Regions from separate parts of the Homo sapiens genome. Here regions 2 and 3 are each linked to region 1. A link is an interaction called in ENCODE POLR2A ChIA-PET data of the cell type or tissue named here. Cell type or tissue: A673. All regions are shown on one strand.

The links. Peaks named below come from ENCODE experiments on the same cell type or tissue, not always from the same donor. Only the 100,000 strongest peaks of a DNase experiment are listed, where the experiment ranks them.
Region 2: POLR2A ChIA-PET joins it to region 1 with 7 read pairs; 5 of 35 experiments call an interaction of 5 or more read pairs at or near these places.
Region 3: POLR2A ChIA-PET joins it to region 1 with 6 read pairs; 16 of 35 experiments call an interaction of 5 or more read pairs at or near these places.

Annotation. Positions count from the first base shown.
Region 1 is chr11:63,977,625-63,980,124 of GRCh38, reverse strand. No RefSeq gene overlaps it. Among named protein-coding and RNA genes, the nearest start is that of COX8A, 4.3 kb to the right of the region's middle. RefSeq lists enhancers at 823-1,500, 2,177-2,500. In A673, no CTCF peak of the experiment used is centred here; a DNase peak (open chromatin) is centred at 1,444; H3K4me3 peaks cover 522 bases; H3K27ac peaks cover 2,073 bases.
Region 2 is chr11:63,859,781-63,862,280 of GRCh38, reverse strand. The region is part of intron 1 of MARK2 (microtubule affinity regulating kinase 2); the gene reads right to left. Among named protein-coding and RNA genes, the nearest start is that of MARK2, 22 kb to the right of the region's middle. In A673, no CTCF peak of the experiment used is centred here; no DNase peak of the experiment used is centred here; H3K27ac peaks cover 58 bases.
Region 3 is chr11:63,819,535-63,822,034 of GRCh38, reverse strand. The region is part of intron 5 of SPINDOC (spindlin interactor and repressor of chromatin binding); the gene reads right to left. Among named protein-coding and RNA genes, the nearest start is that of SPINDOC, 7.3 kb to the right of the region's middle. In A673, no CTCF peak of the experiment used is centred here; no DNase peak of the experiment used is centred here.

The sequences.
Region 1 (2,500 bases):
CTATCCTAACACTTTGGGAGGCCAAGGCGGGTGGATCACCTGAGATCGGGAGTTTGAGACCAGCCTGACCAACATAGAGAAACCCCATCTCTACTAAAAATACAAAATTAGCTGGGTGTGGTGGTGCATGTCTGTAGTCCCAGCTACTCGGGAGGCTGAAGCAGGAGAATCGCTTGAACTCGGGAGGCAGAGGTTGCCAATGACCCAAGGTCGTGCCATTGCACTCCAGCCTGGGCAACAAGAGCAAAACTCCGTCTCAAAAAAAAAAAAAAAGAAAAACTCAAGATCACACTTTTTCCAGTGCCACGTCCTTGCTGTGTGCAGCCCCGTGGTTATGAGACCAGCACCTCATCTGTGCCCACAGCCAGAGGAAAGCAGCCCTGAGTCAACCAAGGGCCAGGACACTCAGGGCCCTCTACTCAAGAAGTGCAGGCTTGGTGGGAATGCCCCGGCCTCCCACACCGCAGTGGCTGGTCCCCAGGGCCAGGGAGCTGCCAGCCAGGCCAGGAGATGGGCCTGAGAGGACAGTCAGGGGGCGCTCAGGTCCCACCTCCACAGGGACTAATGTAAGCAGAAAAGCCTCCCAGAACCATGCACAGAACAAGGGGTGGTCCTGTTGTGTGGAAGATGGCCATGAGGACCCTCCATCCAGAAACAAGGGACCTGTTGTGATACCTGTATGTGGCAGGTGGATTCTCCTAGGTCAGTACCCCATCCTGGCTCCAGATCCAACATAGGCTCTCCCCTCCCTGGCCGATGCTCCCACCGGGCACACCTGCAGCATTCTGAACCCCACTAGGGGCAACAGGCCCAGGCAGCTTCTCCCCGGCCCTCCAACTAGGCCCTGACCCTTCAGCCTCATATACAAAGTCTGGCTTGTGTGGAAGGAAAGGAGCCACCTAGGAGGCAGAGGACAATTTCCTAACGCTCAGGGAAACAGCTATGGCAGGAGCTAAACCCAGTACGGTATCAGGCACTGGGCCCCACAGGCTTCCCTGGGCATCACGCAGAAAAGCCAAGCAAGACCAGGCTACGGCAGGAGAGTCAGGTCCACCCTCAGCTCTGTCAACATAAATCAGGAAACAACCTGCAGAACAGGAGCTAGGAAGACGTGTGTTCAGACACTCAGGGCCTGAGGCCAACCACAGCCCTCCCCTCTCACCTGACATCTTTGCCCACTGTTCCAGGCACAGGCGTCCTGGCAGCCTCAGCTCCACAGGGGAGACTGAACCTGTGTCTTTTCAGAAATCAACCAAGTCACCCCAGCAAAGAGGATGCAAAGGAGAGGTAAAGCCATGTCTTCCTCGAGGGTGGGACCCGGCAGGTCCGAGTATTCCTTCCAGATGCTGGCAATCAGGACTCCAGCTCAGCGTGCAGTGTTTGGGAACATTGCCCCTGCTGAGGTACTTCCTGCCCCTCACACACCAGGAGAAAGAATCACTGAGGAAGGACTCCTGGGGACAGAGGAATGGCAGATTCCCCAAGTCAAACAGAGGAGGAGAAAGGGAAGCTGGCAGATAGAATGAAGAAAGACAATTAGTCCATAACCATGTATGGAAAGTGTTAGAAGGAAAGGGGCCCTGGAGTTGACATTTAAAAAGCAAGCAGGGGCCGGCGGCGGTGGCTCACGCCTGTAATCCCAGCATTTTGGGAGGCCGAGGCGGGCAGATATTGAGGTTCAAGAGATCGAGACCATCCTGGCCAACATGATGAAACCCCATCTCTACTAAAAATACAAAAATTAGCTGGGCGTGGTAGCACACGCCTGTAGTCCTAGCTACTCGGGAGGCTGAGGCAGGAGAATCACTTGAACCCAGGAGGCGGAGGTTGCAGTGAGCCGAGATCACACCACTGCACTCCAGCCTGGCGACAGAGCGAGACTCTGTCTCAAAAAAAAAAAAAAAAGCAAGCAGCCAGGCGCAGTGGCTGACACCTGTAGTCCCAGCACTTTGAAAGGCTGAGGTAGGAGGATCACTTGAGCCCACGAGTTCAAGATCAGCCTGTCCAACATAGTAAGACCCCATCTCTACAAGAAAATGTTTTAAGAAACTAGCCAGGTATGGCTGGGCGCAGTGGCTCATGCCTGTAATCCCAGCACTTTGGGAGGCCGAGGTGGGCGGATCACGAGGTCAGAAGTTCGAGACCAGCCTGACCAACAGGGTGAAACCCCATCTCTACTTAAAAAAAAAAAAAAAAACCATTAGCCGGGCATGGTGGCGAGCGCCTGTAATCCCAGCTACTCAGGAGGCTGAGAATCACTTGAACCCGGGAGGCGGAGGTTGCAGTGAGTCGAGATTGTTCCACTACACTCCAGCCTGGGCAACAGAGTGAGACTCAGTCTCAAAAAAAAAAAAAAAAAGATGAAACTAGCCAGGCATGGTGGTAGCACATGCCTATAGTCCCAGCTACTGGGGTACAACCTGTGGTGGGAGGATCGCTTGAGCCTGGGAGGTCAAGGCTGCAGTCAAAGTCAAGGCTACAGAGCTGTGATTGCGCCACT
Region 2 (2,500 bases), 120 kb after region 1:
CTCTATTTCCTCACCTGTAAAACAGTGAGATCTACTAACTTACAAAGAATAAATGAAGCCAGGCATGGTGGCTCATGCCTGTAATCCCAGCACTTTGGGAAGCTGAGATGGGTGGATCACCTGATGTCCGGAGTTTGAGACCAGCCTGGCCAACACGGTAAAACCGCATCTCTACTAGAAATACAAAATATTAGCCGGGCATGGTGGCGGATACCTGCAATCCCAGCTACTCGGGAGGCAGAGGCAGGAGAATTGCTTGAACCCAGGAGGCGGAGACTGCAGTGAGCCAAGACAGTGCCACTGCACTCTAGCCTGAGCAACAAGAGCGAAACACCGTCTCAAAAAAAAAAAAAAAAGAAAGAAAGAAAGAAATTAGCCAGGCATGGTGGCAGATACTTATAATCCCAGCTACTTGGGAGGCTGAGGCAGGAGAATTGCTTGAACCCGGGAGGCGGAGGTTGCAGTGAGCCAAGGTCGTGCCGTTGCACTCTAGCCTGGACAACAAGAGCGAGACTCTGTCTCAAAAAAAAAAAAAAAAAAGAGTAAATGAGTTAATGAATGTAAAACAACTAAACAAGTGCTTGCGACAGAGTAAGGGCTCAATAAATGTTAGCTATTCTGTCTGTAGCTAAAGATACACAGCCTCAGAGGCAAACCATGCAAAAATGAGGAGACCCTGCCTACTCTTCAACCACTCAGTCCATTCCCTTTAAGGCTGAGTTTCCCAATGACTTGGACCAGATTAATGCGCTTACAGGGCCATCCAGGAGGTGCCATTACTAAGCCGTTGCCTTAACTAATACAGTAAACAAATATTTGAAATTAAAATTCTTGTTTTTTTTTTCTGAGACGGAGTCTCGCTCTGTCGCCCAGGCAGGAGTGCAGTGGTGCGATCTCAGCTCACTGCAACCTCCACCTCCCGGGGTCAAGCAATTCTCTGCCTCAGCCTCCAGAGTAGCTGGGATTACAGACGCCCACCACCACGCCTGGCTACGTTTTTTGTATTTTTAGTAGAGATGGGGTTTCACCATCTTGGCCAGGCTGGTCTTGAACTCCTGACCTCGTGATCCGCCCGCCTTAGCCTCCCTAAGTGCTGGGATTACCCGCGTGAGCCACTGCACCCAACCCGAAATTAAAGTTCCTTATCTTCCACACAGACCAGTAGCCGAAGAGAGAAAATAGCACATTAAGTTCAATTCTGGAACTGAAATGCATGCCACATGTAAATCTGAAAAGAAATACGCTTTGTGGAAAAAGCAGATTATGGGACTTGCTGAGTGATGGGAAATGGAGCTATGATCCTCTATGTAGACACGAATTGATATGTTGAGCACTTGATTAAACAGTTTTAAAAAAATGATTCCAATGAGATGTGATTCTGAGCAAATGACATGAGTTTTTGTTTTTGTTTTTTTTTTTCATTGAGATGGAGTCTCACTCGGTCACCGAGGCTGGAGTGCAGTGGCGTGATCTATGCTCACTGCAACCACCGCCTCCTGGGTTCAAGTGATTCTCCTGCCTCAGCCTCCTGAAGAGCTGGAACTATAGGCACGCGCCACCATACCCAGCTAATTTTTTGTATTTTAAGTAGAGACGGGGTTTCACCATATTGGCCAGGCTGGTCTCGAACTCCTGACCTCGTGATCCACCCGCCCTGGCCTCCCAAAGTGCTGGGATTACAGATGTGGGCCACTGTGCCTGGCTTTTTTATTTCTATTTATTTTTTTTTTTTTGAGAGGGAGTCTCTGTCACCCAGGCTACAGTGCAGTGGCATGATCTCGGCTCACTGTAGCCTCCCCCTCCTGGGTTCAAGCAATTCTCCTGCCTTAGCCTCCCAAGTAGCTGGGACTACAGGCGCACGCCACCACGCCCGGCTAATTTTTGTATTTTTAGTAGAGACGGGGTTTCACCATGTTGGCCAGGATGGTCTCGATCTCCTGACCTCGTGATCCACCCGCCTCAGCCTCCCAAAGTGCTGGGATTACAGGAGTGAGCCACTGCACCCAGCCGACATGAGTTTTAAAAGATTTGCTTAAAGTTGGTCAAAGTGACTATTAGAGGAGGCCCAAGGTCTATTATTTGTAGGACTTAGGGAAGCTGTTAAAAGTTAGAGGTGCTATGGAAATTGGAGAATGAGTATATGCAAAAGAACAAAGTTGAGAATTACAGGGTAGTTTACAGATTATATACTACTACAATTTTCCCTGTCACTTAAGGACTTGTCAAGGAAATACAAAGTTCACACACTGCTACAAACACTCCAAATAAACCTACCTCTTACAGGAAAAATAAAGTATACCTACATAACAGTGGGGTTTACAGGTATGTTTCATTAAGAAACAAGGGTTAGAGGCCGGATGTGGTGGCTCATGACTGTCATCCCAGTACTTTAGGAGGCCACGGCAGGTGGATCACCAGGTCAAGAGTTGAAGACCAGCCTGGCCATCATGGCAAAATCCTGTCTCTACTAAAAATACAAAAATAAGCCGGGCATGGTGGC
Region 3 (2,500 bases), 160 kb after region 1:
AAGCACACCTGTCATCCCAGAACTTTGGGAGGCCCAGGTGGGAGGACTGCTTGCACCCAGGAGTTGGAGACTAGCTTGGGCAACACAGTGAAAACCTGTCTCTACAAAAAATTTAAGAATTAGCCTGGTGTGGAGATGCACACCTGTGGTCCCAGCTACTCAGGAGGCTGTGGCAGGAGGACTGCTTGAGCCTGGGAGTTTGAGGTTGCAGTGAGCTATGATGGCGCCATGGTACTCCAGCCTGGGCAGGGACTCTGTCTCAAAAAACAAAAACAAAAGCACACCTGCTTTTTGAGAGCCCTACTCTCAGGAGAGCCTCCAGCCACCTCGTTGGCCATCATTCTATGGCTCTAGTTTCAAACACACATTTCAGACAAGTTGGTACAAGGAGACGTGCACTCCTACCTATTCACTTCTTCAAGAAGCATTTCCTGAGCGCCTGTAAACTATGCTTGGCATGGAGAGGTGAACAGAGGACTAGGCTTGGTCTCTGCCCTGCTGGACTACATTCCAGTCTCATCCTAATTCTGTCTGCTGGGTCATGTGTGGTTGGCAGAATGATGCCCCTCACCCTAATCCCTGGAACCCGTGAATGTTTTGTTACATGGCAAAGGGGAATGAAGGTTACAGATGAAATTAAGGTTGCTCATCAGCGGACTCAAAAAGAGATTATCCTGGACTGAGTAGCCCAATATAATCATGAGGGTCCTTGAATGGGGAAGAGGCAGATGAGCCGGAACCCAGGACAGTATCTGAGAAAGACTCTACTAGCCACTGCTGGCTTTGAAGATGGAAGGAGGCCACAAGCCAAGAAATGCAGGCAGCCTCTAGGAGCTGGGCAAGTCAAGAAAATAGATTTTCCCCTAGAGCTTCCAGGAAGGAACACAGCCCTGCCAACAGCTTGATTTTAGCTCAGTGAGACCCATTTTGGACCTCTGACCTCCAGAACTGTAAAATAATAAATTTGGGTTTTGTTTTGTTTTTAGAGAGGGTCTCGTTCTGTCGTCCAGGCTGGAGTGCAGTGGTGTGATCATAGCTCATTGCAGCCTTGAACTCCTGGGCTGAAACAATCCTCCTGTCTCAGCCTCCCAAGTGGCTGGGACTACAGGCACAAGCGATGTGTGTTGTTTTTTTTTTTTTTTTTTGAGACGGAGTTTCGCTCTGTCGCCCAGGCTGGAGTGCAGTGGCGCGATCTCGACTCACTGCAAGCTCCGCCTCCCGGGTTCACGCCATTCTCCTGCCTCAGCCTCCCGTGTAGCTGGGACTACAGGCGTGCGCCACCATGCCCGGCTAATTTTTGTATTTTTAGTAGAGACGGGGTTTCACCGTGTTAGCCAGGATGGTCTCGATCTCCTGACCTCGTGATCCGCCCGTCTCAGCCTCCCAAAGTGCTGGGATTACAGGCGTGAGCCACCGCGCCCGGCCCGATGTGTGTTGTTTTAAGCCATTAGATTTGTGTGATTTGTTACAGCAGCAAATAGGAAACTGACATAAGGACCATGGGGAAGAAGGAACCATTTCTTTGAGAAATGGTTTTCCCTTTTGGAAAAAGGAATGGACATCTGCCCTTCTATACAAGTTATTTTTGTAAGGGCCAAATAAACTGTATGTAAGCTTCTTTTTTTTTTTTTTTTTTGGAGACAGAGTTTCACTCTGTTGCCCAGGCTGGAGTGCAGTGGCGCAATCTCGGCTCACTGCAACTTCCACCTCCCAGGTTCAAGCAATTCTCCTGCCTCAGCCTCCCAAGTAGCTGGGATTACAGGCGCCTGCCACCACACCTGGCTAATTTTTATATTTTTAGTAGAGATGAGGTTTCGCCATATCGGCCAGGTTGGTCTCAAACTCCCGACCTCAGGTGATCTGCCCGCCTCAGCCTGCCAAAGTGCTGGGATTACAGGCGTGAGCCACCACGACTTGCCTTGTATGTAAGCTTCTTAAACTCAGTAGGAGCCCAAACAACACAAGCACTTACTGCTGTTATGAGGCAATTTACTGAGCTGGTGTCCCCTGGAGGTGTCTGTCCACTGCTCATCTTATCTATTCTCTGGACACCTAACTGAATTGCTGAGTGGCCCCATCTGGGCCTCAGCTCCACCAGGGTAAGGTGGGCACCCCTCAGGCTCTAGCTAGAACAAACTGCATGTGTGGAAATCAGTATCAGGCTTCTGGGAAACACTGGCCTACCCGGACCCAGTGACCAATTCCAGGAAACAAGGAAACACTAAGAAAAGCCCACCTGGTCAGGTGCGGTGGCTCACGCCTGTAATCCTAGCAGTTTGGGAGGCTGAGGCAGGTGGATCACCTGAGGTCAGGAGTTCGAGACCAGCCTGGCCAACATGGCGAAACCCTGTCTCTACTAAAAATACAAAAATTAGCTGGGCATGGTGGCACACGCCTGTAATCCCAGCTACTCAGGAGGGTGAGGCAGGAGAATCGCTTGAACCTGGGAAGCAGAGGATGCACTGAACCGAGATCGCGCCACTGCACTCCAGCCTGGGCG